4 separate regions of the Homo sapiens genome follow, and all the other regions are linked to region 1. Evidence: read pairs that join two places in POLR2A ChIA-PET (ENCODE). Cell type or tissue: Panc1. All regions are shown on one strand.

The links. ChIA-PET counts read pairs that join two places held together with the same protein. Peaks named below come from ENCODE experiments on the same cell type or tissue, not always from the same donor. Only the 100,000 strongest peaks of a DNase experiment are listed, where the experiment ranks them.
Region 2: POLR2A ChIA-PET joins it to region 1 with 8 read pairs; 11 of 35 experiments call an interaction of 5 or more read pairs at or near these places.
Region 3: POLR2A ChIA-PET joins it to region 1 with 5 read pairs; 16 of 35 experiments call an interaction of 5 or more read pairs at or near these places.
Region 4: POLR2A ChIA-PET joins it to region 1 with 5 read pairs; 24 of 35 experiments call an interaction of 5 or more read pairs at or near these places.

Annotation. Positions count from the first base shown.
Region 1 is chr12:56,642,863-56,650,862 of GRCh38, forward strand. ATP5F1B (ATP synthase F1 subunit beta) reads right to left here and starts at 3,122. Exons shown (of 10, transcript NM_001686.4): 1 at 2,975-3,122; 2 at 2,309-2,491; 3 at 1,919-2,093; 4 at 975-1,096; 5 at 541-725. The coding sequence starts at 3,101. It overlaps SNORD59B (small nucleolar RNA, C/D box 59B), which reads right to left and starts at 892; the gene lies at 818-892. SNORD59A (small nucleolar RNA, C/D box 59A) reads right to left here and starts at 2,239; the gene lies at 2,165-2,239. RefSeq lists enhancers at 2,220-2,930, 2,880-3,209, 2,931-3,639. In Panc1, no CTCF peak of the experiment used is centred here; a DNase peak (open chromatin) is centred at 3,279; H3K4me3 peaks cover 2,999 bases; H3K27ac peaks cover 2,928 bases.
Region 2 is chr12:56,480,000-56,487,999 of GRCh38, forward strand. It overlaps GLS2 (glutaminase 2), which reads right to left. Exons shown (of 18, transcript NM_013267.4): 1 at 7,938-8,000; 2 at 289-388. It overlaps LOC124902944 (a long non-coding RNA gene), which reads left to right and starts at 6,841. Exons shown (of 2, transcript XR_007063331.1): 1 at 6,841-6,953; 2 at 6,988-7,333. RefSeq lists an enhancer at 7,699-7,918. In Panc1, no CTCF peak of the experiment used is centred here; no DNase peak of the experiment used is centred here; H3K4me3 peaks cover 697 bases.
Region 3 is chr12:56,499,847-56,507,846 of GRCh38, forward strand. No RefSeq gene overlaps it. Among named protein-coding and RNA genes, the nearest start is that of SNORA105C, 9.0 kb to the right of the region's middle. In Panc1, CTCF peaks have their summits at 1,587 (motif pointing left) and 1,800; no DNase peak of the experiment used is centred here.
Region 4 is chr12:56,535,535-56,543,534 of GRCh38, forward strand. All of the region lies in intron 1 of RBMS2 (RNA binding motif single stranded interacting protein 2), which reads left to right. Among named protein-coding and RNA genes, the nearest start is that of RBMS2, 18 kb to the left of the region's middle. In Panc1, no CTCF peak of the experiment used is centred here; no DNase peak of the experiment used is centred here.

The DNA of each region.
Region 1 (8,000 bases):
ACAAAGGAGTAGAGAAGCCACATACTGAAGGTTCCCAAATCGGAGAAACGACCACAGATCCTTTCTCAGAAGGTGTCAGCGTTTTTGTGTGCAAGTTTCTTTTCCCTATTAGAGATGCAGTTCAAAAAAAAAAGACAGCTTCTTATATTAGTAAGGCAAAACTATAGTAGAAAGGAAATAAAAACCTATTCAAGTTAAGTGAAAAGTACAAAATAGGCTTAACTGAAACATATGTACCACGTCCAATCCAGCCCTCCCAAAATTAGCTTTCAAATGATGGGACTATCTACCAAAAAGAAAACCTGGAAATGTTATTTAATGTCAGTATCAAAGAGGAAAGAAAATGTCCATTTGTGTATTGGAAGTTGGGGGGGAAAACACTAACAGGTTTCCTTTGTAGGCCCTGGGACACGAAAATGAAAATATTAACATTTTCTTAAAAAGAAAAAAAAATTAAATAGAAAATATAGAACATGGCTTCAGTTGGCAATAGTTTCCTGGCGTAACTACCACGTGGACATCAATTAGCTCAATGCTTACCTTAGAGGTGGCATCTTTTAAGTTGATAACACCAGATTCAATCATTTCATGGTATAAATCATTGCCTTCACGGGTCCTCTCACCAACACCAGCAAACACAGAGTAACCACCATGGGCTTTGGCGACATTGTTGATTAACTCCATGATCAGTACAGTCTTGCCAACTCCAGCACCACCAAAAAGCCCTATAAGAGGTTGAAAAGAAAGAATATTTAAGAGTTCTGCTTTCCTAAATAAGCAAACTTCAAAAAAAGTAATTGCTTCCTTCCATCCTATTCCTTCTCAGAAATTGCATCTGGCTTCAGCAAACTCAGAAGAACGAAAGTCAGAACGTACTCATCAGTGAGGAATAGATGTCAATATCCACTCATAACATTGTATGAGTTTTTCCTCCCATATTAGGTTTGGAAAATATGTACCCCTTAATAACATACCAATTTTGCCACCCTTGGCATAGGGAGCTAGCAGATCGACAACCTTGATACCAGTCACCAGAATTTCCTGCTCAACACTCATTTCCATGAACTCTGGAGCCTCAGCATGAATGGGAGCAAATCTGTAAAGGTAGAAGAGAGGATAGTATCTATTCACCTTGTTGAAAGCAAATGATAATCTTATATATCCCTCCCTATCAACTCTCAAGTCCATCCCTTTACCTGAGGAACCACAGTCTTACCTCCCCTTTCTTACATAAATCAGATAAACTATCATCTAGGATCTAACCCAACTTTCTGCAATAAAGAAAATTATTATCTTAGGAAACAATAATCCCATTCCCTGACTTTAACTGTCATAAATTTTTCATTTTACTGAGCCTTAACCTAACAGCATTCCCTCACATAGCAATAGCAAATACAAAAACCTACAAGTTTTGGAGACTCCTAAACCTAAGCCATAAGACCGAGTCTTAAAAATACTCAACTAGCCAGGCGCAGTGGCTCATGCCTGTTATCCCAGCACTTTGGGGGGCCGAGGTGGGGGGGGAATCACCCAAAATCAGGAGTTCGAGACCAGCCTGGCCAACATGGTGAAACCCCATCTGTACTAAAAATACAAAAATTAGCCGGGCATGATGGCATGCACCTGTAATCCCAGCTACTCAGGAGGCTGAGACAGGAGAATCACTTGAACCCAGGAGGTGGAGGTTGCAGTGAGTCGAGAGCGAAACTCCCTCTCAAAAAAAAAAACCTCAAGTAGTAGGCTTTTGTCAATCAGAAATTCTGCATCCTAATTTCTTCAGGTGAAACTGCACTGTGTGATTTTAATAATCGAACGTATCAGAAGAAAAATTCTGCTTTAGGAGAACATGTCACCTTAATGTGTAAAACTGCAAATAACAGAAGTTCCTTTGTGCATAGATGCAATAAGAGCAACTTACTGTTTGGTTTTGATGGGACCTCTTTCATCAATAGGTTCTCCAATGACATTCATGATTCTGCCCAAAGTCTCAGGACCAACAGGAATTTTGATTGGTGCACCAGAATCCAGTACTTTCTGGCCTCTAACCAAGCCTTCTGTACCATCCATAGCAATAGTCCTTACTGTGCTCTCACCTGTTAGATACAGGCATCGCAGGGTTATACATAAGGATAAATTGGTATCAAGACCTAAATCGACCAAGACTCCTTCTCAGTACCTAAATGTGGCTTCAGCAAACTCAGAAGAACGAAAGTCATTTTGATAAAATCATCATAGAAGGCAGACAGCTTGGTTTTGGGGATATTTGGGCTACACAAGGTCTTTACTATTCCTAACAAACTCTACTTACCCAAATGCTGGGCCACCTCCAAAACCAGTCTGGTCTCCCTGCCTTGCACTTCCAGGGCATTTAGAATTGGTGGTAGTCCCTCATCAAACTGGACGTCCACCACTGCGCCAATGACCGCCACGATGCGCCCGGTGGCGGCGCCTGCTTTTGGCGAAGGAGATGTTTGCGCCGCATAGTCCCTGACTAACAGACAAAAGATATTGGAAGGAGCTGGGGTCAGGCCAGTTAAAGGTCATCGGAAGCCAGGACTTAACACACAAGGAGAGGAAAACTCAGCCGAAGTCAGGCCTCTTTCCGCTTGTACGGAACGCGTGTCCAAGAGGGAAGGCCGCGCAGCGATCGATAAAGCGCCTGCACAGCCTTCCCATCCGCATGCACAAGACCCCATTTTTCGAGAGTTCAGTACCCCTATTCAACCGGAAGGTCAACGCACCTGCCCGCACCTTTTCCGTCACACAAAGGACTTTATACAAAATGGGACAGAGCTGGGTCGAAGAAACCTCCTATGGGTGTCCCATTCTTGTTCTCCAGCCATTAGAGAGCAAGACGCGGCTCCAGGCATCCTTTTAACACCACGGATCCCTTAGGCCCGAGCTACCATCGTTCCCCGGCTCAAGGTCATGGGGCGGCAAAATGGAACGTTAGCTCCTAGAGAAAAGCACTTACCAGGATGGACCGCCGTCGGAGCGGCCCGCAGTAAGAGCTGAGCTGGGGGCAGCGACGCTGAAGGGGTGAGTCTCCGCAAGGCCCCGGAGGCCGGAGCAGCGGCCACCCGACCCACAAACCCCAACATGGCGTAGTCCGGGTGGAGACTGAAGGCTGCAGCAACCGCAGCCGCCTGCTCTCCTGCCGTTGAGGCGAGGCCTACGCTGCAGTAGGCAGGTCCATTGGGTGAACTGGCTGCTCATCATTCTCTGTGCTGCTTCTACAGGTTAATACACGCTGATCTTCTCATCCATTGGTCAAAACTGGTGCTAATCTGAAACTCCTTTTTTTATTGGACAGTGTGAGGTTAGAGGGCGTCACTCTGAGCCTCAAAACTTAATTGGATCATAGCGACGTCCGTTGGACAGGGTAATCAGAGGAACTACGTTTAGGAAAGGGGCCGAGTTCCTGTTGAAAGTGCGTGGCCTGTCTTTGCCTGTCCTTGGGCTTTCTCCTTAGATAGGTCCTTGATCTAGGTGACAGCCATAGGGGCGGTGGTTAGGGAAGTGGTAGTGCGGTGAAGCACCACTGAAGGTGAGCGTGGCGAAGTCAGGAGCCCTCTTTAGAGCCAAAATAAGGTTTTTCTCTCGAAGTAGTGAGATTGCAAGCTCCCAGGCGATTGCACAGATTAGCAACCTAGACAGGATCTTTATCATTTAAACCTATTAAAATGAAATAAACTAATGTAACCAGTACTTTAGCAGGGCATTGAGGAGACTCAATAATAAGATAAATAAGACTAAGAACCTTCCTTTTAAGGTCCAGGTGAACAAACAATGCAATAATGTGATGGTTCCTGGTTAGCATAAACTGGGTGCACGAAAGACGAGGGGATAAAATTGGGTCACCTAGAGATACAGAATTGTCCACCTTGAAGGAAGCTGAGAGACCTCAGCTATGAAATGTGAATAGAAATTCTTAGGGTAGGCTGGGAGCGGTGGCTCACGCCTGTAATCCCAGTACTTTCGGAGGCCGAGGCAGGTGGATCACCTGAGGTCAGGAGTTCGAGACCAGCCTAGCTAACATGGTGAAACCCCGTCTCTACTAAAAATACAAAAATTAGCTGGGCGCGGTGGCTCACGCCTGTAATCCCAGCACTATGGGAGGCCAAGGCGGGCGGATCACGAGGTCAGGAGATCGAGACCATCCTGACTAACACAGTGAAACCCGGTCTCTACTAACAATACAAAAAATTAGCCGGGCGTGGTGGCGGGCGCCTGTAGTCCCAGCTACTTGGGAGGCTGAGGCAGGAGAATGGCGTAAATCCGAGAGGCGGAGCTTGCAGTGAGCCGAGATAGCGCCACTGCACTCCAGCTTGGGCGACAGAGTGAGACTCTCTAAAAAAATAAAATAAATATATAAAATAAAATAGGCTGGGCACGGTGGCTCACGCCTGTAATCCCAGCACTCTGGGAGGCCGAGGTGGGCAGATCATGAGGTCAAGCGATCTAGACCATCCTGGCCAACATGGTGAAACCCCGTCTCTACTAAAAATACAAAAATTAGCTGGGCGTGGTGGCGGGCGCCTGTAGTCCCAGCTACTCAGGAGGCTGAGGCAGGAGAATGGCGTGAACCTGGAAGGCGGAGGTTTCAATGAGCTGAGATCGTGCCACTGCACTCCAGCCTGGTGACAGAGCGAGACTCCGTCTCAAAAATAATAATAAAAAATAAATAAATAAATAAATAATAAAATAAGTAAAAAGGGCTGGGCTGGGCACGGCCAGCCCAGTAATCCCAACACTTTGGGAAGCCGAGGTGGGTGGATAACTTGAGCCCAGGAGTTCAATACCAGCCTGGGCAACGTGGTGAAACCTTGTCTCTAAAAAATATGTAAAAAAATAAACACACACACACACACACACACAGACACACAATTAGCCAGGTGTGGCATGTGCCAGTAGTCCCAGCTACTGGGGAAGCTGAGATGGGAATATGGCTTGAGCCCAGGAGGTAGAGGTTGCAGAGAGCTAAGATTGCACCATTGTACTCCATGCTGGCTGACGTTGTGAGACCCTGTCTCAACAAAAAAAGAAAAATAAAAAAGAAGAAAAAAAAATTAGGGCTGAAAAAAATCCTCTGGGTTTGGGTTTGGCAACTAGGAAATCATTCCATGGTGGAGTGGGATCAAAACTAATTTCAGTGGACTGCATCAAAACATAGGATTTTGGCTGGGTGTGGTGGCTTACACCTGTAATCCCTGCACTTTGGGAGGCCAAGGCCTGTAGATCACCTGAGACCAGGCTGGCCAACAAGATGAAACCCGGCCTCTACTAAAAATACAAAAAAATTAGTCCGGGCGCGGTGGCTCACTCCTATAATCCCAGCACTTAGGGAGGCCAAGGCGGGCAGATCACCTGAGGTTGGAAGTTCAAGACCAGCCTGACCAACATGGAGAAACTCGGTTTCTACTGAAAATACAAAATTAGCTGGGTGTGGTGGCCTGTAATCCCACCTATTTGGGAGGCTGGGACAAAAGAATCACTTGAACCCAGGAGGCGGAGGTTGCGGTGAGCTGAGATTGCACCATTGCGCTCCAGCCTGGGCAACAAGAGTGTAACTCCATCTCAAAAAAAAAGAGAATATTGCATATTGCCACTGGAGCCAGGCTGGGAATCTTGTGTTTGCCACTCACTAGCTGTCATTGGGCAAGTTATTTAATCTCTTTACATCAGTTTCCTCATCCATAAAAGGGATACTACTACTAACAATGGGGATTATATCCTAGGATTGTTTTGAGAATTAAGTAGACTAATATAAGAAAGAAGCATTGAGAACAATGCCTGGCACAAAATTAGCCCTATATATACATGATATTATTATTTTTGTTTACTATTGACTAATGTCAATGTTATCCTATCCAATCCATTCAATAATTTGTTCCTCTCATACATTTTGTGAGCAGAGTCTGTTTAGTATAATGCCCTTGAAAAAGTAATATAGGGCAAATAATGTTGAGGATGTTTTTTAAATTCTAGACAATGTGGGTTGCTTAAAAAAAAAGCAGAGATGAAAAAGAAATCAAAATAAAGATTCCTTTTGTCATTTGTGAGCCTGTTATATCATATCTATGGCCTCATCTGTTTCTGACCTGAACAAGGATAATTTTACAGGCTGGGCATGGTGGCTTGCGCCTATAATCCCAGCACTTTGGAATGCTGATATGGGGGCATTACATGAGTCCAGGAGTTGGAGACCAGCTTGGGCAACATGGTGAAACCCTGTTTCTACAAAAATACAAAAATTAGCCAGGCATGGTGGTATATGTCTGTATTCCCAGCTACTGGGAAGGCTAAGATGGGAGGATGGCTTGAGCCCAGGAGGTAGAGGTTGTAGTGAGCTAAGATTGCACCATTGCAGGAGGCTACTCAGGAAGCTGAGGTGGGAGGATTGCTTGAGCCTAGGAGATGGAGGTTGCAGTGAGCCAATATCTGCGACACTGCACTCCAGCCTGGGCAACATAGTGAGACCCCCATCTCAAAAAAAAAGAGATAATTTTATATAAAAGTGAAGAAGCTCCAAGACTTCCTCCCTCTCCCAACCTTTCCAGCAAGACTTAATCTGATTTGAGAACTTTGGTTTTGTATCATCAATTTGGGTCTTGGCAAAATTAGAGTATTATTAACCATTAAACACATTACTCTGTCATTTTTTTCTTTTTTTTGAGATGCAGTATCAATCTTGTTGCCCAGGCTGGAGTGCAATGGTGCTATCTCGGCTCGCTGCAACCTATGCTTCCCAGGTTCAAGTGATTCTCCTGCCTCAGCCTCCCAAGTAGCTGGGACTACAGGTGCGCACCACCATGCCTGGCTAATTTTTTTGTATTTTTACTAGAGACAGGGTTTCACTATGTTGGCCAGGCTGGTCTCGAACTCCTGAACTCAGGTGATCCGCCCACCTGGAACTCCCAAAGTATTGGGATTACAGACGTGTGTCACTGCCCCCTGCCTACTCTGACATTTCTTTTTTTTTGAGACAGAGTCTTGCTCTGTCACCCAGGCTGGAGTACGGTGGCACAAACTCGGCTCACTGCAACCTCCGCCTCCCAGGTTCAAGCAATTCTCCTGCCTCAGCCTCCTGAGTAGCTGGGATTACAAGCGCACACCACCACACCTGGCTAATATTTTGTATTTTTAGGAGAGATGGGGTTTCACCATGTTGGCCAGGCTGGTCTTGAACTCCTGACCTCGTGATCCACCCACCTCGGCCTCCCAAAGTGCTGGGATTACAGGCATGAGCCATTGCTCCTGGCCTACTTTGACATTTCTTTTTTTTTTTTTTGAGTCAGAGTCTCGCTCTGTTGCCCAGGCTGGAGTGCAGTGGCATGATCTCGGCTCACTGCAAGCTCTGCCTTGCGGGTTCATGCCATTTTCCTGCCTCAGCCTCCTGAGTAGCTGGGACTACAGGCGCCTGCCACCACACACCCAGCTAATTTTTTTTTTGTATTTTTAGTAGAGACGAGGTTTCACCATATTAGCCACGATGGTCTCGATCTCCTGACCTCGTGATCCGCCCGCCTAGGCCTCCCAAAGTGCTGGGATTACAGGCGTGAGCCACCGCGCCTGGTGACATTTCTTAATCCAAGTTTCTAAGAAAAACATTCATACCAGGTAACCGAAGATCATCACTTTTTGAAATGTATCACACATTTGTCCTCTTATCAAATTACCAAGTAATTTAACTTTTCTTGGGTATTAGGGTTATTCATTCAACAAACCTTTTTATCACATTGCAATGCTAAATGCTTTCAGTGTTAATGAGGTGGGGCTCCATGGCTCACGCCTGTAATCTCAGCACTTTGGGACCCCAAGATGGGAGGATTCCTTGAGCCCAGGAGTTTGAGACCAACCTGAGCAATGTAGGGAGACCCCGTCTCTATTAAAAAAAAAAAAAAAAAAAAAAAGGGCCGGGCATGGTGGCTCACGCCTGTAATCCCAGCACTTTGGGAGGCAAAGGCAGGTGGGTCATGAGGTCAGGAGATTGAGACCAT
Region 2 (8,000 bases), 160 kb before region 1:
CACTACAATAGGTGGAACAAATGGGTTTGGAGAATAAGAAAGGAGGGGATGGAGTAGCTCTGAAGGCTAACAAGGGTTTCCTGTCCTTTTTCCAGAGGGTTTAATCTTCTGACCCTGGGGCAGGGATGGGCTTGTCTTGTCAGCCTAGACATCTGGATTCTCATCCATCTGTATGCTTCACCCTCATGTAGCAACCCATTAGCTGCCCTGCACTTGTCATACCCTCCTTTCCCCACTTTTCAGAGATCTTAAGGAATTAGGATCCTGAACAGGTAGAGGGCAACTTACAGTGGTGAACTTGTGGATAGGGATTCGTTCCTGTCCTTCAGCAATAGTGTAAAAGAGCAAATCACCCAGGCGGGACAGCATGCCACTTTCTGATGAATCACTGTTTGGGGGCAGAGAATGGGGAGGAAAGTGGGGCCTGAGAACTGCTACCTGCTCCTCCTTCTGCAACATGGGCTTATAAGTAGGTGAGTGTCCTCATTCTATGCCTCCTCCTTAAGCCATCTGATCTATCCCTATAAATCTAACTTTCATGTCTGTCCTAAGAAGTTGTAGATCTTTTCTCTAGCTTTTACTCCTGACCTTCAGATCTTTATTTTTAGCTCCCTTCTCACACTTCCACCTATAGGTTCCCCACAAGCACTGAAAAATATGTCCAAACCTGAGTCATCTCACTTCCTTCCCTCTTCTTCTCCTCTTGTTTCCCACCTGGGTTAACAGCATTACCACCCACCTGGGTGCCAAGCTGGAAATGTGGCATCATTTTGATAGTTGCCACACCTTAAGTCCATGCTTAGTTGGTCACCAACATTGGATGAATCTGCCTCATAATGTCTCAAATCCACCCTCTCCTCCTTTTCCCTGTGCCAGCATGGTGTAGTAGACCAGAGTTTGCCCCTTAATAGCTGTGTGATCTTGAGCAGGTCGCTTAATATTGCTGAACTTGCTTCCTATCTGTAATACAAGGGTAGTAATGTCTACTTCACCTGGGTGATGTGAGGCTTAAGATAATATTCTGTGAAAAACTGCCTGACACAAAGTAAATGTTCAATAAATCATGTTTATCATCAGCTCCTTATTCCCTATTACCTAATTGCCACTACACTCTCTTGACTTTCAATCCATCTTTTTTTTTTTTGAGACAGAGTTTTGCTCTTGTTGCCTCAATCCACCTTCTAAAATGTGCCAGTGATCTTTTTTTTTTTTTTTTTTTTTTTTGAGACGGAGTCTGGTTCTGTCGCCCAGGCTGGAGCGCAATGGCGCGATCTCGGCTCACTGCAACCTCCGCCTCCTGGGTTCAAGCGATTCTCCTGCCTCAGCCTCCTGAGTAGCTGGGATTACAGGTGTGCACCACCACGCCTGGCTAATTTTTTTGTATTTTTAGTAGAGACGGGGTTTCACCATTTCGGTCAGGCTGGTCTCGAACGCCTTACCTCGTGATCCGCCTGCCTCAGTCTCCCAAAGTGCTGGGATTACAGGTATGAGCCACCACGCCCAGTCAAAATGTGCCAGTGATCTTTCTAAACTCAAATGTAATTTCTCTACTCAAAAACGTTTGGTAGCTCCCCAGTGCCTACAGAATAAGCACTTGAAATAAGAAGTAGGCTGGGCATGGTGACTCACACCTGTAATCCCAGCACTTTGGGAGGCTGAGGCAGGCGGATCACCTGAGGTTAGGAGTTTGAGACCAGCCTGGCCAACATGGTGAAACCCTGTCTCTATTAAAAAATACAAAATTAACCGGGCATAGTGGCATCTGCCTGTAATCCCAGCTACTCCAGAAGCTGAGGCAAGAGAATTGCTTGAACCCAGGAGTCAGAGGTTGCAGTGAGCCGAGATCACGCCATTACACTCCAGCCTGGGCAAAAAGAGCAAAACTCCATCTCAAAACAAACAAACAAAAACTTGGTAGGACATCAAAAGCTCTTTAAAACCTGCCAATTGGCCGGGCATGGTGGTTCACACCTGTAATCCCAGCACTTTGGGAGGCCAAGGCGGGCAGATCACCTGAGGTCAGGAGTTCGAGACCAGACTGACCAACATGGTAAAACCCCGTCTCTACTAAAAATACAAAAATTAGCCAGGTGTGGTGGTGGGCTTCTGTAATCTCAGCTACTTGGGAAGCTGAGGCAGGAGAATTGCCTGAGCCTGGGAGGTGGAGGTTATAGTCAGTCGAGATTGTGCCACTGCACTCCAGCCTGGGTGACAGAGTGAGACTTTGTTTAAAAAAAAAATAAAGTAAAATAAATAAAACCTGCCCACTTAACTTTCCTATTCCCCATCATGCCCACACTCCAGATATAACAGGCAATATAGATGGTTCCCCAAAATGGGCCAGGAACTGTGAGGCTTCCTGGCCTTTGCTTATGCTGTAACTTCTGCATAGAAGGACCTTTGCTTAGTATGGTCCTGCTCATTCTTCAAAGTCCAGATCAAATGTCACCAACTCTGTAAAGGCTTCCCCAAACCTCCAGATATTGCTTATGCTGCCGGTTTGACACAACACACCATCTTACTGACAGAAGAATCTCCCTTGCTCCACAGTTAGGTCTTTGTGTTTTATACATCTTTGTCTTCCTAGCCCTCAGCAAAGTCCCTAGCACACAGTGGGTCTTCGATAAGAATTACTAAGTTGTATTGCTAGCAAGGTCCCTGTGTCCCAAAGTATCTCTCTGGCTTATAACACCTAAAATTCCAGGTACTGAAGACTTCTTAGTTTTCAAGATTTCCATTAATATGTTAAAATATTTAGAAGAGTTATTGTTTTTTTAAGTAGAAAAGGGGTCTCACTATGTTGCCTAGGCCGATCTCAAACTCCTGGACTCAAGTGATCCTCCCACCTCAGCCTCCCAGAGTGCTGGGATTATAGGCGTGAGCCACCGCACCCAGCCAAGCAGAGTTATTTTATCAGATTATTTCCAAATATGACAGCTAGTTGCGATTAAGACCCTTCAAAGATCTTTGACCCAGTAATTTGACTTTCAGTGATTTATTCTACAGGTATACTCACACACCTCAAAAATAACATATTTACAATTATTCATCACATTGTTGTTTTTTCTTTTTTCTTTTTCTTTCTTTTTTTTTTTTTTTGAGACGGAGTCTTGCTGTGTCACCCAGGCTGGAGTGCAATGGTGTGATCTCGGCTCACTGTAGCCTCTGCCTCCTGGGTTCAAGTGATTCTCCTGCCTCAGCCTCCCAAGTAGCTGGGATTACAGGCACGTGCCACCACGCCCAGCTAATTTTTGTATTTTTAGTAGAGACAGGGTTTCACCATGTTGGCCAGGCTGGTCTCGAACTCCTGACCTTGTGATCCGCCTGCCTCCCCCTCCCAAAGTGCTGGGATTACAGGAGTGAGCCACCGCGCCCGGCCCTCATCACACTGTTAGTAATAGTAAGATTAGAAACAACTTGATGTGCAACAATAGGGAACTGATTAATTATGGTATATTCATATAATGCAATATTATGCAGTGTAAAAAAAAGAAATTGGGGTGTGCTCTAAGAATTGATATGGAATTATCTCTAAGATATAATATTAACTAAAAGAAGCGTGCTGTAGAACAGTATAATATTAACTAAAAGAAGCGTGTGGTAGTATTTATGTTTGTTTGTTTGTTTTTAGAGATGGGGTTTAGCTGTATTGCTCAAGCTGGCCTTGAACTCCTGGGCTCAAGTGATCCTTCTGCCTCAGCCTCCCTAGTAGCTGGGACTATAGGTGTATGCCACCATGCCCAGTTTTATTTATTTTTATTTTTAAATTTATTTTTTTATTTCAATAGGTTTTTGGGGAACAGGTGGTGTTTGGTTACATGAGTAAGTTCTTTAGTGCTAGCTTTATTTTTTCATTTGTTTTTTCTTTTTTTTCTTATATCAGTTTTCTCAGGTTGAAGCACAGGTTTAAAAGGGAAAAATATATATGTGTTTGCTTATTCAGGCACAGGATATTTCTAGAAGACCATTTAGGTAGAAATAGGTAAGACTGGCTGGGCATGGTGGCTCATGCCTGTAATCCCAGCACTTTGGGAGCCTAAGGTGGGCGGATCATGAGGTAAGGAGTTCGAGACCAGCCTGACCAACATGGTGAAACCCCATCTCTACTAAAAGTACAAGAATTAGCCGGGTGTGGTGGCGCGCACCTGTAATCCCAGCTACTCAGGAGGCTGAGGCAGGAGAATCGCTTGAACCCAGGAGGCGGAGGTTGCAGTGAGCTGAGATTACGCCACTGCTCTCCAGCCTGGGCAACAGAGCGAGACTCCATCTCAAATACATAAATACATAAATAGGTAAGATTGATTCATCTCCTTCTACAGAGATGACATAGGTGCCAGGAAAAAGGGATGGGAGGATACTTTTCACTATCTTTTGTATATTTTGAATTTTGAACCATATGGAATATATTATCTATTGAAACAATGGATTAAAAAATAATACTCAAACAGCTTGGCATAGACTAGGCATGTGTGTGTTTGGAGTCAGGAGGAGTACCAGAAGAGGGAATACCAGAAGAGTTTTCCTGCTTCTGGGGAAATCCGGTTGTCACAATGAAGCTAATGCCTATAGGGGGGAGAGGAGGAAAAAAGCTATCTGAGGGATAACTCAAGAAGGAAAGTACATAGGAACACTCTGAAGGCAGGACTCTGCCTGGAAGCCAACAGAAGACAGGAAATAATGCTATACCACTGAATGTATCACAAGCCTAAAAAAACTGCATATCCCTCAGATATGGATGGATCACCAATGTAATGTTGAGGGAAAACAAGCAACGTACAACAGCAATGTGTATAGTATGATACCAAAAAAGCAAGGTATAGGAACATTGTTTATAGGATACCATTTGTATAAAAAAAGGTAAAGTAGTATCAGCATGTATTTTATGCATAAAATATCTCTAGAAGACTATACATGATATTAATGACATCAAATTATCTCTGGGGGCAAAATTTCCTTGGAATTTATGAAATAATTGAACAAGTGTACAAGACTATATAGTAACCAAATTGAAGACTGGTTATATAAACTATGATACCTCAAACAATGGAATCTTTTAAAATGACAAGATGACAATGTCATACACATTCGATGATATTAAAAGCTGTTCATAAATGAAAAAGATAAGTTCAAGAATATGACTATTATCCCATTTTTGTTAAATTACATATACATATATAGGATATATATGAATATATCACAATATTAATTGGTTATCTCTAATACTGGGATATTTCTTTTTAAAATTTTTAAGTAATAAACTTATTTATTTATTTTTGACACAGGGTCTTGCTCTGTTGCCTAGGCTGGAGTGTGGTGATGCAATCATGGATCACTACAGCCTCGACCTACAGGGCTCAAGTGATCCTCCCACATCAATCTCCCAAGTAGCTGGGACTACAGGCATGCGCCACCATGCCTGGTTAATTTCTGTATTTTTTTTTTTTTGGCAGAGACAGGGTTTTGCCATGCTGCCCAAGCTGGTTTCGAACTCCTGAGCTCAAGTGATCCCCCTGCCTTGGCCACCCACAGTGCTGGGATTACAGGTGTGAGCCACTGCACCTGGCTCTAAATTTATATATTTTTTAATTGAAACATAATTGTACACATGTTTATGGGATGCATAGCAATGTTTCAATACACAGGATTATAGTGATCAGATAAGGGTAATTAGTATATCCATCATCTCAAACATTTATCATTTCTTTGTGTTGGGATATTTTCCTCTTGATACTCTTGTGTTTCTTTTAAAGTCATAAATATGGCCCGGCACGGTGGCTCACGCCTATAATCCCAGCACTTTGGGAGGCCGAGGCAGGTGGATTATCTGAGGTCATGAGTTTGAGACCAGCCTGGCCAACATGGTGAAACCCCATCTCTATTAAAAATACAAAAATTAGCCAGTCGTAGTGGTGGGTGCCTGTAATCCCAGCTACTCAGGAAGCTGAGGCAGAGGTTGCAGTGAGCCGAGATTGCGCCACTGCACTCCAGCCTGGGCGGCAAAGAGACTCTGTCTCCAAAAAAAAAAAAAAAAAAAAGTCATAAATACAGCTAAATAGCTAAATATTAAACAAACAATAACCTGAATAACAGCGCATTTCCTCTTTGCTGCTCTCTTTCCTCCCCCAAACACAGGAACCCCACCCCATCATGGTGTCACACTGCCAGAGCACATCACTCTCCAGTGCTCTCAACCCTTTCTGCCTGGGGAGCACCAGTCCGAGGATATGATAGGGGGTTCCCTGGGCAGAAGAAACAAGGTCCCCTAAAAACACTTCCATCACCAGACTCCACTGGATAAGGAGGTGTGTGTGTGGGGAACCAGGGATACCTCTAGTTCCCTACTCTGCAGAAGGCGGACAGATGAGGGAAGTTCAGCCTTTGCTGTATCCCACCATTATTTCTCCCATGGTGAATACCTGGGGGGAAGTTGGGGTGGAGACTAGAACAGGAGGGAGAGGGCTTATCCTTTAAATGTTCTGTGTCTCTTTAAGAAGAAGCTGATGGGAAAGTACTGTGTAATATGGATAAGCAGACACCATGACTATGAAAAAGAGAAAAGGGCCGGGCGTGGTGGCTCATGCCTGTAATCGCAGCACTTTGGGAGGCTGAGGCAGGCGGATCACCTGAAGTCAGGAGTTCAAGACCAGCAGGGCCAACACGGTGAAACCCTGTCTCTACTAAAACTACAAAAAGTAGCGGGTTGTGGTGGCGCGCACCTGTAATCCCAGCTACTCGAGGTAATCCCAGCTATTCGAGAGGCTGAGGCAGGAGAATTACTTGAACCCAGGAGGTGGAGATTGCAGTGAGTCGAGATGGTGCCACTGCACTCCAGCCTGTGTGACAGAGTGAGACTCCGTCTCAAAAAAGAAAGAAATAAAAGTACTGCATAATGTCATTAATAATAAATAATACCTATTGGTGTCCCTTACGACAGAGACTCGAGTAGTGGTGAGGTAGTGTTGTGTCAGAGACTCGAGTAGTGGTGAGGTAGTGTTGTGTCAGTCTGGCTACTTTACTGATGGTGTCCATGTTTCTGAGTGTCATCAGGGAGATGGCAGCGACGAGGGAGATGGCCCATTTCCTGTTCCTGCTACAGTAGAGCAGGGGCTCTTTGGACAGTGTCTATGCTGGCCCTCTGGGGAGGACAAGATTTCCTGCTCAGCACCGTCTGGGTCTCAGAGAAAAAGGCTCAGCCACCAAGTGTGTCCTAGGCGGTGGGGAAGATAAAGGTTTGGCATCCTGGGTGGAAGAAACACCCAAAGGAAGAGAACGTTTTAGATTCTGGAGCCTGGGCAGCACAAATAAAGGCTCTGACTGGCTCTGGTTTGGGAAATCTGCGTCTTAAAGACCTTTCCTCCATTACAAATATTCTCCCCATTCAACAACCAGTTTGGAAATTCCCCCCCATTCTGCTGTTCAGGGAGCACTGCTACGCACACACCCAACACTTATGGACGTACCTGCGCACCAATAATACACGCGCATCACACATTACCTGCCGAGAACACGCAGAAACACAACACACAGACCCCAGTACACCTGGACCGGAGGCAGGAGGCTGTTCCACATCCACGCATCTCCTAAAATACACACGAGGACTAGGGAAGGTGAGGACTGGCGGCGTGAGCCCGGCCCTGCACTCAGACACGTGAGCCAAGCAACACTCGGCGCGCATCTGTGATCCGGGTTAAGTGCGCACCTTGGACAGGCGCCATCCCCAGGACCCGCTTGCCCGAACGCACTCCTAGGCAGACGGCAGATTACCGCCCGAGCGCGGCGCACCCAAAGCCCCACATCCAAAGGAAAAGGCACCGAGGGCTAGTGAGCGAGGAGAGGGGAGATGAGCGGCGCTGCCTTGGAAGGGCACTCGGGAACTAGCGAGAACCACAGTGGGAGTGGGGGCAAGCCCGTCCCCTGCCCTGTCCCAGGAGCCTTACTGATCCTGGTGCTGCGGCTGGTGGCTGTGTGGCGTCTCTCTGCCCTGCGCCGCGGCCTCACTG
Region 3 (8,000 bases), 140 kb before region 1:
GCCGAGAATTGGAAGCCTCTTTTCCAAGCTGTTCATATAGCGGAGCCTCTGTACCGGGCTGCATAGAAACGTAATTTATAGACTCGTTTACAGGCTGCCTGGTCTCATCTGCTATTTGCACGGCGGCAGTGTTGAAAGAGTGAGGAGAGACAGGAGGGTCTGGCCGCAATGGCTGTTGATATGTTTCAGCTGAGTTTTGCTGATTGGGGAGATAAGTACATTTAGGTCAGTTAAAAGATCATCATAAAGCGGCAATGGGGGTGCAGTGGCCTCTGGCGTAGGTGGCGGTGGCGCAGGCATGTCAGAGTGGAAGTCCTCCTTTGAAATTACGTTCTCAATTTGTGCAGTATCATCAGGGGAAAGAGAGCTGAGAGCTTCCTCGACCTCCTCAGAGGAGAGGAAAGAGGGATCAGTCTCCATATTGTCCTCCTGAGTCTATAAGGAGTCTAAGACAGAGCGAACCGAAGCCCAGATTGACCAAATGGTGGGTGGGATAAAATGTCCCCCTTTATGAGCAATTTTGAATTGTTTGCCAATCTCATCCCAATCTTTAAGTTCTGGAGTTCCCTGAGTCGGAAACCAAGGGCAAAGAAGATCTACAACCTCAAATAGTTCAATTAACTTTTCAGTAGAAACTTTAACACCTCCTTCTTTAAGAAGAGTTTTTATAAAATTTAAATAAGCCGAATACTTTGTACTGGCCTGTCCCATGGTGTCCCCGGAAAACTCTGAGTGCTCAAGCTTACCACCAAGTTTATTGACTGCAATCCTCAGGAATCTCTCGTTGAACTCCTCCGCTGATCCCGCACTCAGGGCGCAACTTCACACAGCGAGGGAGAGCCCCACGTCGGAGCGCCAGATGTAGGGACCAGCCCCACAGGGTCGGTAGGTCTCTCCCTGTGTGCGGCGATGAGAGAGTGTAGAAATAAAGACACAAGACAAAGAGACAAGAGAAAAGGCAGCTGGGCCCGGGGGACCACTACCACCAATGCGCAGACACCGGTAGTGGCCCCGAATGTCTGGCTGCGCTGTTATTTATTGGATACAAGGCAGAAGGGGCAGGGTAAAGAATGTGAGTCACCTCCAATGATAGGTAAGGTCACGTGGGTCACGTGTCCACTGGACAGGGGGCCCTTCCCTGCCTGGCAGCTGAGGCAGAGAGGGAGAGGAGACAGAGAGAGAGACAGCTTACATCATTATTTCTGCATATCAGGGACTATTAGTATTTTCACTAATTTACTACTGCTATCTGGAAGGCAGAGCCAGGTGTACAGGATGGAACATGAAGGCAGACTAGGAGTGCGACTACTGAAGCACAGCATCACAGGGAGACGGTTAGGCCTCCCGATAACTTCGGGCAAGCCTGACTGATGTCAGGCCCTCCACAAGAGGTGGAGGAGCAGAGTCTTCTCTAAACTCCCCTGGGGAAAGGGAGACCCCCCCCCCCGCCCCGCCCTTTCCCGGTCTGCTAAGTAGCGGGTGTTGTTCCTTGACACCTTTTGCTACCGCTGGACCACGATCCTCCTGATAACGGGCGTCTTCCCAGACGCTGGCGTCACCGCTAGACCAAGGAGCCCTCTGGTGGCCCTGTCCGGGCATAACAGAAGGCTCGCACTCTTGTCTTCTGGTCACACCTCACTATGTCCCCTCAGCTCCTATCTCTGTATGGCGTGGTTTTTCCTAGGCTATGATTATAGAGCGAGGATTATCATAATATTGGAATAAAAATTGCTACAAACTAATGATTAATGATATTCATATACAATCATATCTAAGATCTATATCTGGTATAACTATTCTTGTTTTATATTCTATTATACTGGAACAGCTCGTGTCCTCTGTCTCTTGCCTCGGTGCCTGGGTGGCTTGCTGTCCACAATTTGAGATGGTGTCTTGCTCTGTTGCCCAGGCTGGAGTGCAGTGGCACCATCTTGTCTTCTTGCAACCTCTACCTCCTGAGTTCAAGCAATTCTCCTGCCTCAGCCTCCTGAGTAGCTGGGACTATAGGCATGAGCCACCACACCCGGTTAACTTTTGTATTTTTAGTGGGGACAGAGTTTCACCATGTTGACCAGGCTGGTCTCGAACTCCTGACCTCAAGTGATCCACCCACCTCAGCTTCCCAAAGTACTGGAATCACAGGCTTGAGCCACCACACCCAGCCCCAGCTTGTATATGAATACTGTCCTCTTTCTGTTCCAACAGTATTCCAATTTGGGTAATATATGTTTTATGGTTACCTTAGTTATTACAGACAGTGCTGCAGTAAATAAGCTTGTATATCTTGTCATTTTGCAAGTTTGCAAATATAACTGTAGGATAAATTTCTAAAAGTATAATTGATGTGTCAAAGAGTATATATATTTGTAATTTTTAAAGATGTTGACAAATTGCCGTCCATACTGGTCATGCCATTTTTCAGTTTTACCAGCAATGTAGTAGAGTGCCTGTTTTTCCTCCCTCACTTCAGTTGGTTATCACTTTTTTTTTTTTTGAGATGGAGTCTCTCTCTGTTGCCCAGGCTGGAGTGCAGTGACACGATCTTAGCTCACTGCAACCTCTATTTCCCGGGTTCAAGTTATTCTCCTGCCTCAGCCTCCCAAGTAGCTGAGATTACAGGTATGTATCACCACACCCGGCTAACTTTTTTTTTGTATTTTTAGTAGAGATGGGGTTTCGCCATGTTGACCAGGCTGGTCTCGAACTCCTGACCTCAGGTGCTCCGCCTGCCTCGGCCTCCCAAAGTGCTGGGATTACAGGCGTGAGCCACCGTGGCTGGCCGGTTATCACTTTTTTTGTGTGCTTGCCATGCCAGTAGGTGTAATATGCTATTTCAGTATTGTATTTTTATTTTTATTTATTTATTTTTTTTTGAGATGGAGTTTCGCTCTTGTTGCCCAGGCTGGAGTGCAGTGGCGAGATCTCGCCTCACTGCAACCTCCGCCTCCCGGGTTCAAGCAGTTCTCCTGCCTCGGCCTCCTGAGTAGCTGGGATTTCAGGCAAGCGCCACCACGCCTGGCTAATTTTGTATTTTTAGTGGAGATGGGGTTTCTCTATGTTGGTCAGGCTGGTTTCGAACTCCTGACCTCAAGTGATCCACCCGCCTTCCAAAATGCTGGGATTACAGGCATGAGCCACCGCGCCCGACTTATCTCAGTATTGTTTTTATTTCACTTTTTAAAAATTATGAATGAGGTTGAACATCTTTTATATATTTAAGAACCATTGGTGTTTCCTTTTTTATGAAGTGTTTATTCCTATGTTTTGTCCATTTATCTGTTGGATATTAAAATTTTTAAGTTTTATTATTATTATTATTATATATATTTTTAAGAGACAGGGTCTTGCTCTGTCACCCAGGCTAGAGTGCAATGGTGAGATCATAGCTCACTGTAATCTCAAACTCCTAGACTCAATTGATCTTCCTGCCTCAACCTCCTAGGTAGTTAAGACTGCAGGTGAATGCCACCACACCCAGCTAATTTTTGTATTTTGTGTGTGTGTGTGTGTGTGGAGAGGGGATCTTGCTGTGTTGTCCAGGCTGGTTTTTCAAATTTCTAGCGTCAAGTGATCCTCCTGCCTCAGTCTCTCAAAGCGCTGGGATTACAGGTGTGAGCCACTGTGCCTGGCCAGATATTAGGCTTTTAATATGTGTTTTTAGGAACTTTTCTTTTTCTTTTTCTTTTTTTTTTTTTTTTTTAGACGGAGTCTCACTCTGTCGCCCAGGCTGGAGTGCAGTGGTACGATCTCGGCTCACTGCAAGCTCCGCCTCCCGGGTTCACGCCATTCTCCTGCCTCAGCCTCCCGAGTAGCTGGGACTCCAGGCGCCCACCACCACGCCCGACTATTTTTTTTTTTTTTTTTGTATTTTTAGTAGAGACGGGGTTTCACCGTGTTAGCCAGGATGATCTCGATCTCCTCACCTCGTGATCCACCCGCCTTGGCCTCCCAAAGTGCTGGGATTACAGGCGTGAGCCACTGCGCCCGGCTGGAACTTTTTGGAAATTAGCTCTTTATGAAATGAGTTGCATACATTCTCCCCTCCCTGCTAGTTTATCATTTGACTTTGGTTTTCCATTTGTGGATTTGTTTGCCATGTAGAAATGTTTTCTCTTTATGTGGTCAGGTCAGCTTTCTTTTTTCTTTTCTTCTTTTTTTTTTCTTTTTTTGAGACCGGGTCTCACTCTGCCACCCAGGCTGGAGTGCAGTGGCGCCATCATGGCTTACTGCAGCCTCGACCTCCAAGGGGTTAGGTGATCTTTCCACCTCAGACTCCTGGGTAGCTGGGAGTACAGGTGTACACCACCACGCCCAGCTAATTTTTTGTATTTTTTTTAGAGACAGCGTTTTGCCACGTTGCTCAGGCTGGAGACTTACCATCTCTACAATGACAAAAAAATCCATTGTTCAGCTAGAGGTTCACATGTGATCCTTTATTTCTCCTGCTTCCATATCCTTTACATCCGATAATGGGACTCAAATCCATCCACTTCTCATTCCCATTGCTACTATCTTAGTGAGGCTTCTTAATTTAGGTCTCCCATCAGTTTTACTCCCTTCCATTCGTTACAGTATAGCCACAAGTGGTCTTGCAGAAATGCAAATCTGATTATGTTGCTTTTTAAATATAACCCAGTGGCCAGGCGCGGTGGCTCACACCTGTAATCCCAGCACTTTGGGAGGCCGAGATGGGCGGATCACGAGGTGAGGAGATCAAGACCATCCTGGCTAACACGGTGAAACCCCGTTTCTACTAAAAATACAAAAAATTAGCCGGCCGTGGTGGCGGGCGCCTGTAGTCCCAGCTACTCGGGAGGCTGAGGCAGGAGAATGGCATGAACCTGGGAGGCGGAGCTTGCAGTGAGCCTAGATGGCGCCACTGCACTCCAGCCTGGGCGACAGAGCGAGACTCTGTCTCAAAAAAAATAAAATAAAATAAAATAAAAAATAAATATAACCCAGTAGTAATTTCCCAACTCTAACATAACTTGGAATACAATTAAAAGTGAGTGGAGAAAAACAAATGAGAGATGAGGACATACAGTTAGCAAATGTAGATTACTCTTGATTATGGGGAAAACTAAGAATATCTACAGAAGAACATAGGGTACAGGGAAGGGCTTTTGTTTATTTGTTTTTTATGTATGTTTTCATCTCTCTTTTAATTTTAATTTTTTTTTTTGAGACGGAGTCTCGCTCTGTTGCTCCAGAGTGCAGTAGCACCATCTCGGCTCACTGCAACCTCCACCTCCCGGGTTCAAGCGATTCTTCTGCCTCAGCCTCTTGAGTAGCTGGAACTACAGGCGAGCACCACCACGCCCGGCTAATTTTTGTATTTTTAGTAGAGATGGGATTTCACCATACTGGCCAGGCTGGTCTCGAACTCCTGACTTCATGATCCACCCACCTCAGCCTCCCAAAGTGCTGGGATTACAGGGGTGAGCCACCACTTCTGGCCCTATCTTGTCTTTTTAAAAGGTCATCATGTATCCACATGTGGAGGAGGAAAGCCAGTAGAGATATCAAGGTTGAAGATAGCAGATAAATATGATATGCTAAGAATGCAGAGTGAAATAATGAGGTAGAAAACTTAGAGTGGTAAATGTTTAGAACAGCTATAGTAAAGACTAGGAGAGGGCACTAACTCTAGAGTGTTGTAGGAATGCTGGGAAATACTGAGATTTTGATGAGATTAGAGATTTTGTACTTTAAATACTGACATAGAAAAAAATATATACAGATTTTATGCGAAGTACTATTGAAGTACTTTTATGTGGCAGTACTTTGAAGACTTCAGTCTTCAAAGAACAGATTTTCCAAGAAATAAAAAGAGAAGGAACACTTCACAACTTGTTTTGTGAAGCTATTGTAAACTTTAAACCCAGAACTAGACAAGGACAGTATAAGAAAAGTAAGATATAGACCAATTTTATATAAAGAAATAAATGCAAAAGTCATAAAATATTAGAAAATTGAACACACACACGTGGCAAAGTCGTGTTTATCCCAAAGATGCTAGAATGGTGTAATATTAGAAAACATGTAGTCGCACCACATCAACAGATTAAGAGAGAAAAATCTATATGATCCTCTCAAGTCATTGTAGAAAAATTATTTGATAAATGTCTTTCAAGCAAATATTTTCAAAGCTCTTAGCAAATGAGACAAGAAAAGGAATGTCTAGACCAGGCATCATGGCATATGCCTATAATCCAAGCACTTTTGGAGGCCAAGACCAGCAGATCACTTGAGGACAGGACTTGGAGACCAGCTGGCCAACGTGGAGAAACCCCATCTCTACTAAAAATATAAAAATTAGCTGGGCACGTTGGCGCATACCTGTAATCCTAGCTACTCAGGACACTGAGGCATGAGAATTGCTTGAGCCCGGCAGGCAGAGGTTGCAGTAAGCCGAGGTTGTGGCCACTGCACTCCAGCCTGGGTGACAGAGGGAAACTCTGTCTCAAAAAGAAAAGAAGTGCTGGGCACAGTGACTCACACCTGTAATCTCAGCACTTTGGGAGGCTGAGGCAGGTGGATCATGAGGTCAAGAGATCGAGACCATCCTGGCCAACATGGTGAAACTCCGTCTCTACTAAAAATACAAAAATTAGCTGGGCGTGGTGGCACGTGCCTGTAGTCCCAGCTACTCGGGAGGCTGAGCAGGAGAATCGCTTGAATCTGGGAGGTGGAGGTTGCAGTGAGCCGAGATCATGCCACTGTACTCCAGCCTGGCGACCGAGTAAGACTCCATCTCAAAAAAAAAAAAGAAAGAAAAGAAGAAAAGGAATGTCTAAAACCTGATAGAGTTTATCAGGAACAGGCTTGGTATCACAGCTTCTGTTATATATTTTATTGGAGGCCTTGTTGTCCAATAAGATGTTTTTAAACGTTAAAAGGATTAATAAAAAAGATATAAAAAAGATCTTTTTTTTTTTGAGATGGAGTCTGACTCTGTCGCCCAGGCAGGAGTGCAATGGTGTGATCTCTGCTTACTGCAACCTCTGCCTCCCAAGTTCAAGAAATTCACTGCTTCAGCCTCCTGAGTAGCTGAAATTACAGGTGCCCACCACCACGCCTGGCTAATTTTTTTGTATATTTAGTAGAGACGGGGTTTCACCATCTTGGCCAGGCTGGTCTTGAACTCCTGATCTCGTGATCCACCCGCCTTGGCCTCCCAAAGTGCTGGGATTACAGGCATGAGTCACTGTGCCCAGCCATAAAAAAGATACTGAGTCCAGGAGTTGCTTGAATGCCAGCTAATTTTTGTATTTTTTGTAGAGACAGGGTCTCACCATGTTGCCCAGGCTTGTCTTGAACTCCTGGGCTCAAGCCATCTCGCCCATCTCCGCCTCCCAAAATACTGGGATTACAGGCGTGAGCCACTGTGCCCAGCTGGTTGTTCTGTTTTAACATGGCATATTGTGTTACTTGATTTTTTTTTTTTTTTTTGAGACAGAGTCTTGCTCTGTTGCCCAGGCTGGAGTGCAGTGGCGCGATCTCAGCTCACTGCAAGCTCCACCTCCCGGGTTCATGCCATTCTCCTGCCTCAGCCTCCCAAGTAGCTGGGACTACAGGCGCCTGCCACCACGCCTGGCTAATTTTTGTATTTTTAGTAGAGACGGGGTTTCACCGTGTTAGCCAGGATGGTCTTGATCTCCTGACCTCATGATCTGCCCGCCTCGGCCTCCCAAAGTGCTAGGATTACAGGCGTGAGCCACTGTGCCTGGCCAATTTTTGAACATTTAATTAGCTTTGCATTCCTGGAATAAATCCCACTTGGTCATGGGGTATAAACCTTTTTTATTTTATGTATTTTATTTTATTTTATAACTTATTTTACTTTTAAAAGACAGGTTCTCACCATGTTGTCCAGCCTGGTCTCAAACTCCTGGGCTCAAGTGATCCTCCCACTTTGTCCTCCCAAAATCTTGGGATTACAGGTGTGAGCCACCGCTCCTGGCCTAAACCTTTTATTTTTTTTGAGATGGAGTCTCACT
Region 4 (8,000 bases), 110 kb before region 1:
TTTGAATAGCACCCGTATGACGGAACTCTCAACTTGGACTGGAACTCTCAACTTGGACTGCCCTCCTGTATTTTAGATTTATATATTTAACATTACACCTGACACCTCCATTTAGACATTTATTAGACATTTCAAACTTAACATATTTAAACAGAGCTCCTGCCTGCTCTTCTCCTCCCTGCCCTGCCAAAACTGTTCTCTGTCTCAGTAAATGGCAACTTCATTCTTCCATATGCTCAGACCAAAAACCTTAATATTATCCTTGACCTTCTTTTCCCCCCATAACTCCATATCTAATGGCATACTACTAGTATCTACTTTATTGAGCTGTTAGTAATGAATGCCTGGCACATAGTAAATGATCATTAAGGTTAACGATTGTCCTGGTGTGGTGGCTAACACCTGTAATCCTAGCACTTTGGGAGGCCAAGGCAGGTGGGTGGATCACCTGAGGTCAGAAGTTTGAGGCTAGCCTAGCCAACATGGCGAAACCCTGTCTCTATTAAAAATACAAAAATTAGCTGGGCGTGGTGGCGCACACCGTAATCCCAGCTACTCGGGAGGCTGAAACAGGAGAATCACTTGAACCTGGGAGGTGGATTTTGCAGTGAGCTGAGATCACGCCATTGCACTCCAGCCTGGGTGACAAGAGTGAAACTCTGTCTCAAAAAAAAAAAAAAAAAAAAAAAAAAAATCCCAGCACTCTGGAAGGGCGAGGCAGGCAGAGTACCTGAGGTCAGGAGTTCTGCCCGGCTAATTTTTGTATTTTTGTAGTGATAGGGTTTCACCATGTTACCCAGGCTGTTCTTGAACTCCTGGACTCAAGTAATCCTCCCACCTCAGCCTCCCAAAGTGCTGGGATCACAAGCATGAGCCACCATGCCTGGCCTGAGCTTCTTGAAAGAGTAGTCCATATAGAGTCTCTGTTTCCTTACCTCCTACTCTTTTTCTTAGTAAGATCTTTTCCTTCCTTCCTTCCTTCCTTCCTTCTTTCTTTTCTCTCTTTCTCTCCTTCTCTCCTTCTTTCTTTTTTTTTTTTGTTTGTTTGTTTGAGATGGAGTCTCACTCTGTCTCCCAGGCTGGAGTGCAGTGGCGTGATCTTGGCTCACTGCAACCTCCACCTGGTGGGTTCAAGCAATTATCCTGCCTCAGCCTTCCTAGTAGCTGGGACTACAGGCGTTTGCCACCATGCCTGGCTAATTTTTTGTATTTTCAGTGGAGACGGGGTTTCACCATGCTGGCCAGGCTGGTCTTGAACTCCTGACCTCATGATCTGCCCCCCTTGGCCTCCCAAAGTGCTGAGTTTACAGGCATGAGCCACTGCACCTGGCCTATTTTTATTTTTAATTGTGACAAATATACATAACATAAAATTTACCATCTTGAACTTTTTTTTTTTTTTTTGAGACGGAGTCTTGCTCTGTTGTGCAGGCTGGAGTGCAGTGGCATGATCTTGGCTCACTGCAACCTCCGCCTCCCAGGTTCAAGTGATTCTCCTGCCACAGCCTCCCAAGTAGCTGGGATTACGGGCACCTGCCATCACACCTGGCTAATTTTTGTATTTTTAGTAGAGACGAGTTTTCACCAGGTTGGTCAGGCTGGCCTTGAACTCCTGACCTCAAGCAGTCCACTCACCTCAGCCTCCCAAAGTGCTGGGATTACAGGCGTGAGGCGCCCACCTTGCCTGGCTCATCTTGAACATTTTAGTATACAGTTTAGTAGCATTAAGTGCATTTACATTGTTGTGCAACCCATCTCCAGAATTCTTTTCATCTTACAAAACTGAAACTCTATACCCATTAAACAACTCCACATTCTCCTCTCCCTCCAGCCTCTGGCAACCACTGTTCTACTTTCTGTCTCGATGAATTTGACTATCCTATGTACCTTATGTAAGTGGAATCATACAATATTTTTGTGACTGTCTTATTTCACTTGGTGTAATGTCCTCGTGGTTCACCTATGTTGTAGCTTGTGTCAGTGTTTCCTTGCCTTTCACCCTGAATAATGTTTCATTGTATGTACAACATATAGCACATATTTGTTTATTCATTTTCCCATTGATGGATACTTGGGTTGCTTCTGCCTTTTGGCTGTTGTGAATAATGTTGCTATGAACTTGAGTGTACAAATACATTCAAGTGTCCCTTTGAGACACTGCTTTCAATTCTTTTGGGTATATACCCAGAAGTGGAATTGCTACATCATATGGCAAGTCTATTTTTAACTTTTTCAGGAACCACTGTCCTGTTTTCAACACTGCACAAGGGTTCCAATTTCTCTGCATCCTTACCAACACTTGTTGTTTTCTGCCTTTTTTTTTTTTTTTTTATAAGTAGCCATCCTGATGGGTGTGAGGTGGTATCCCATGGTTTTGATTTCTGTTTCTCTAATGATTAGTGATGTTGAACGTCTTTTCACATTTGTGAAATGTCATTTGTAAATCTTCTTTGGAGATAAGTCTATTCAAGTCCTTTGCTTATTTTATTTTATTTATTTATTTATTTATTTATTTGAGACAGAGTTTTGCTCTTTTTGCCCAGGCTGGAGTGCAATGGCATGATCTCGGCTCATTGCAACCTCCACCTCTTGGGTTCAAGTGACTCTCCTGCCTCAGCCTCCCGGGTAGCTGGGATTACAGACGTGCACCACCATGCCCAGCTAATTTTTGTATTTTTAGTAGAGATGGGGTTTTGCCATGTTGGCCAGGCTGGTGTCGAACTCCTGGCCTCATGTGATCCACCCACCTCAGTCTCCCAAAGTGCCTGGAATTACAGGCATGAGCCACCACACCCGGCCCATCTTTGGGATTTTGATAGGGATTACATTGAATCTGCAGATTACAGGCATGAGCCACTACACCTAGCCCATTTTTGGGATTTTGATATGGATTACACTGAATCTGCAGATTGCTTTGAGTAGTACTGATATCTTTTTTTTTTTTTTTTTTTTTTTTTTTCTGAGACGGAGTCTCAGGCTGTCTCACTCTGTCACCCAGGCTGGAGTGCAGTGATCTCAGCTTACTGCAACCTCCGCCTCCCGGGTACAAGCAATTCTCTGCTTCAGCCTCCTGAGTAGCTGGGATTACAGGCGCCTGCCACCAAGCCCGGCTAATTTTTGTATTTTTAGTAGAGATACGGTTTCACCATCTTGGCCAGGCTGGTCTTGAACTCCTGACCTCGTGATCCACCCGCCTTGGCCTCCCAAAGTGCTGGGATTACAGGCGTGAGCCACCGCACCTGGCCCTGATATCTTAACAATGTTAATGCTTCCAATCCATGAGCATGGAGTGTCTTTCCATATATTTGTGTCTTCTGCAATTTCTTTTAGTAATGTTTTTGGCTTTCACTGTACAAGTCTTTTGCCTCCTTGGTTAACCTTATTCTTAAGCATATTATTATTTTTGGTGCTATTAGAAATGGAACAGTTTTAATTTCCTTTTCAAATCATTCGTTGTTAGTTATATAAAATTCAGAAATTCTTTTTTTTTTTTTTTTTTGAGACAGAGTCTTGCTCTGGTGCCCAGGCTGGAGTGCGGTGGCGCAATCTCGGCTTACTGCAACCTCCGCCTCCCAGGTTCAAACAATTCTCCTGCCTCAGCCACGCAAGTAGCTGGGATTACACGTGCACACCACCACGCCCAGCTAACTTTTTGTATTTTTAGTAGAGATGAGGTTTCACCATGTTGGCCAGGCTGGTCTGGAACTCCTGAACTCAAGTGATTCACCCACCTCAGCCTCCCAAAGTACTAGGATTACAGGCGTGAGCCACTGCGCCCAGCCAGAATTCAGCAATTCTATAAGTCTATGTTTGTGTATTGATTCAGCAAATCAGATATTGCCTTTCTGTTATAGAGGGTAAAGATTTATTTCTCTTAAACCCCGTGCCCTTATGTTCCAGCTTCCCCTTTCTTCCCACCTTCTGTGTATAAGTTGTGTCATGATTTTTAGTTAAACCAGTATTCAGTATTTATATTATTATGATTTTATAAGTATTATTTCTAGCTAAGCTATATAATATGCTATGATAATAGTTCCTTTGTTCAATTTTTGTTTTCCCTGGAGTTAATAATTACCTTGTTTTCTTAGTTTTATTTTATATAATAGACAGTATTTTTACATACCAGTTACTGTTCTTTTATTTTTTTTGAGATGGAGTTTCGTTCGCTCTTGTTGCCCAGACTGGAGTGCAATGGCGTGATCTCGGCTCACTGCAACCTCTGCCTCCCAGGTTCAAGTGATTCTCCTCCCTCAGCCTCCTGAGCATACCAGTTACTGTTCTAAGCCCTTTATAAAATTTAACTCACATAAACCTTCTAAAAACTGAGAGGCCGGATGCTTCATTACATTCCAGCTTCACTGGCCTTCTATTCCTTCCAAAGTCCCACCTTATAGCTTTTAACCGTGTGCTCCCTCTTTCTGGAATGATCTCTTTCATTCTCCGAATGGCTAGTTTCTTCTCATCCTTGAAGTCTTTCATACTTAAATGTCATCTTTCTGACTAGTCTAATGAAAATAGGCCACAGCCTTCTTTTTGTCTTTTTTTTGGTAGCCCATTTATCACAGTGGGTAATTATTAAATTATTTTATGATTATTTGATTAATGTCTCTCTCCCCACTAAATACTCCTGAAAATTTTATTAGGGCCAGAGCCATGTCTGGTTTAGCTAAGCATTTTGTCCTTGGTACCTAACGTAGTACCTAGTACTCTAAAGTGGGCATTGAATATTTATTGAATGAATAGATGTCAGCTCCTTTTATGTTTCAGGCAGCATGATAAGAGTTTTACATGTATGTATGTATGTATTTATGTATTTATTTGTATTTACATATATGTATATATTTATTTATTTATTGCAAAAGGGGATCTCACTTTCTGTCCCAGGCTGGAGTGGAGTGGTGTGATCATAGCTCACTGCAGCCTCAAACACCTGAGCTCAGGTGATCCTCCTGCCTTAGCCTTCCATGTAGCCGGGACTACAGGTGTACACTAACACACCCAGCTGATTTTTAAAAAACTGTTTTTTATAGAGACAAGGTCTCACTATGTTGCCCAGACTGATCTCGAACTCCTGGCTTCAAGTGATCCTCCCACCTCAGTCTTCAGAGTAGCTGGGATTATAGGCAAGAATAACCACACCTGGCTACCTGCATTTATTTTAATCCCCACAACAGTCCTATTTCATAGGTGTTGTTAACTGTCCCCATTTTATAGGTGAGGTCAAGCAACTTATCCAAAGTCACACAGCTAATACAAGACAATGGTAGAATTAAACCTAAATATTGGCTGGGCTTGGTGGCTCATGCCTGTAATCCCAGCACTTTGGGAGGTCAAGGCAGGAGGATCACTTGAACCCAAGAGTTCAAGACCAGACTAGGTAACATGGCAAGACTAAGTCTCTACAAAAAACTCAAATATTAGCCAGGTGTGGTAGCATGCACCTGTAGTCGCAGCTACTCGGGAGGCTGAGGTGGGAAGATTACTTGAGCCCAGGAATTTGGGGCTACAGCGAACCATGATTGTGCCACTACACTCCAGCCTGGGCAGCAGAGTGAGACCTTGACTCAAAAAAAAAAAAAAACCCCAAAACCGCTAAGTCTCTGCGACTTTTGAGCCAGTGTTTTAACCATTTTCTGTTGGTTAATGGGATTTATAGTCAAGAAAAATACTTTTTAAAAAATTGAGTAAACATTGATTCCTTGCCTATTCAGTTGCTGAATGAACAGTGAAAAATTAAGTTAGTTATATAAAAAGTGAATCTGATTTTCCCTCATTTGTAAAATGAAGACATTAATTAGGAATGAAATTGATTTACTTTAACTCAAATTGAATTACTATTAAATTATTATTTTACAAATAATAGGATTTGCAAACTGGTAGGGCTGTACTCTAACCTTTACCCCACTATTTCAATTACCAAAAATAATATTTGCATAGCTCTTAAAGATTGTTGGGGTTTGAGGGTTTCAATTGGAAGCACTCCTCTTACTTCAATCCAGTTGAGAAATACGAAAAAGTTTGACAGAAATAAAGTAACACTTACTACTAATAAAACTAATATTCAAGAAGATAGCTTATATTTGTGGGCTAGTAGATGTTCTAATACTGAATCCAGAATTAGACAGATTTATCCACCTAAATACAAGCAGTACTTAAAAACCAAACAAAAACCTATGCACTTCTTCGTGTGGGCACTTACCCATGTAAAATTTGACCAGTTCAGAGTAGCAAAGCTGAGTGTATACTCTCTGCAGCTAGCTGGATCTCAAAATAGGAAAGAAGGAGCTGTGTTTTTCTTCTAGTCACTAAGAAGGGAGGGGTGATATGCTAAACGCTTGGCTGTCTACATTGAAAGAAACATCTGGAGTAGGGAATAAGTGTTTTTCCCTAAGATGATAACAATCCAGAGAGAAGCAAGAGTCAAAAAATAAAATAAACATAAAAAATTTTAAAAGATGATACAAGATTCTCTTGATTGGGTTCCATTTTCACTTATTAGATCAATGCTTAAATCTAGTAGATTTATTTTTTTTGAGACAGGGTCTCACTGTCATCCTGGTGGAGTGCAGTAGCATGATCACCACTCACTACAGCCTCAACCTCTGTGGACTCAGGTGATCCTCCCACCTCAGCATCCAGAGTAGCTGGGACTACTTACGGGCACATGCCACCATGCCCAGCTAATTTTTGCATTTTTCTTTCTTTTTTTTTGTAGAGACAGAGTTTCGCCATGTTGCCCAGGCTGATGTCAAACTCCTGGGCTCAAGGGATCTTCCCACCTTGGCCTCCCAAAATTCTGTGATTACAGGCATGAGCCACCGCACCTGGCTCTAGTAGACTTTTTGATGATTCAGGTAAAATGGTAAACTAAATCCCTTTACCTGTTTTTTGGTGTCATTTTAGACTACTGATTTGAGCATATTTAAAGTATGGGTTTTTTTTTTTTAAAAATGGGGCTTATAGTTAACGAAAACCATTGACTGTCCCTGTGTTTCCTTTTTTTTTTTTCTTGTTTTTCTTTTTTTTTTTTTTTATTCAGGGTTTCACTGTGTTGCCTAGGCTGGAGTGCAGTGGCCCGATCTTGGCTCACTGCAGCCTCAACCTCCTCGGCTCAAGTGATCCTCACAGGTCAGCCTCCTGAGTAGCTAGGACTATAGGTGCACACCACTATGTTAGGCTAATTTTAAAATTTTTTTGTAGAGGCAGGGTCTCCCTGTGTTGCCCAGGATGGTCTCAAACTCCTGGGCTCAAGCAGTCCTCCCATCTCTGTCTCCCGAAGTGTTGGGATTATAGCCGTGAGCCACCATACCTGGCCTCTTTATTTATTTTTTAACCATCCCATATTTCATTTCTTTTTATTATTTTTATTTATTTATTTATTTATTTATTGAGATGAAGTCTCACTCTGTCACCCAGGCTGGGGTGCAATGATACAATCTTAGCTCACTGCAACCTCCGCCTCCTGGGTTCAAGCAATTCTCCTGTCTCAGCCTCCAAATTTCTTTTTTGAAAAATTTTATATAGAGACAGTATCTCACTGTGTTTCCCAGGCTGGTCTCAAACTCCTGGCCTCAATGATTCTCCTGCCTTGGTTTCTCTAAGTGTTGGGATTACAGGCATGAGCCACCACACCCAGCCCCATACTTCATTTCAAACTGTCCATGAAGGCCGGGCGCAGTGGCTCACGCCTGTAATCCCAACACTTTGGGAGGCCGAGGCGGGTGGATCACCTGACGTCAGGAGTTCGAGACCAGCCTGGCCAACATGGTGAAACCTCATCGCTACTAAAAATACGAAAAAATTAGCTGGGCGTGGTGGCAGGCGCCTGTAATCCCAGCTACCTGGGAGGCTGAGGAAGGAGAATCACTTGAATCCAGGAGGCAGAGATTGCTGTGAGCTGGGATCATGCCATTACTCTTCAGCCTGGGCAACAGAGCAAGACTCTGTCTCAAAAAAAAAAAAGTACTGAGAGTCACCTTTTTTTTTTTTTTTTGAGATAG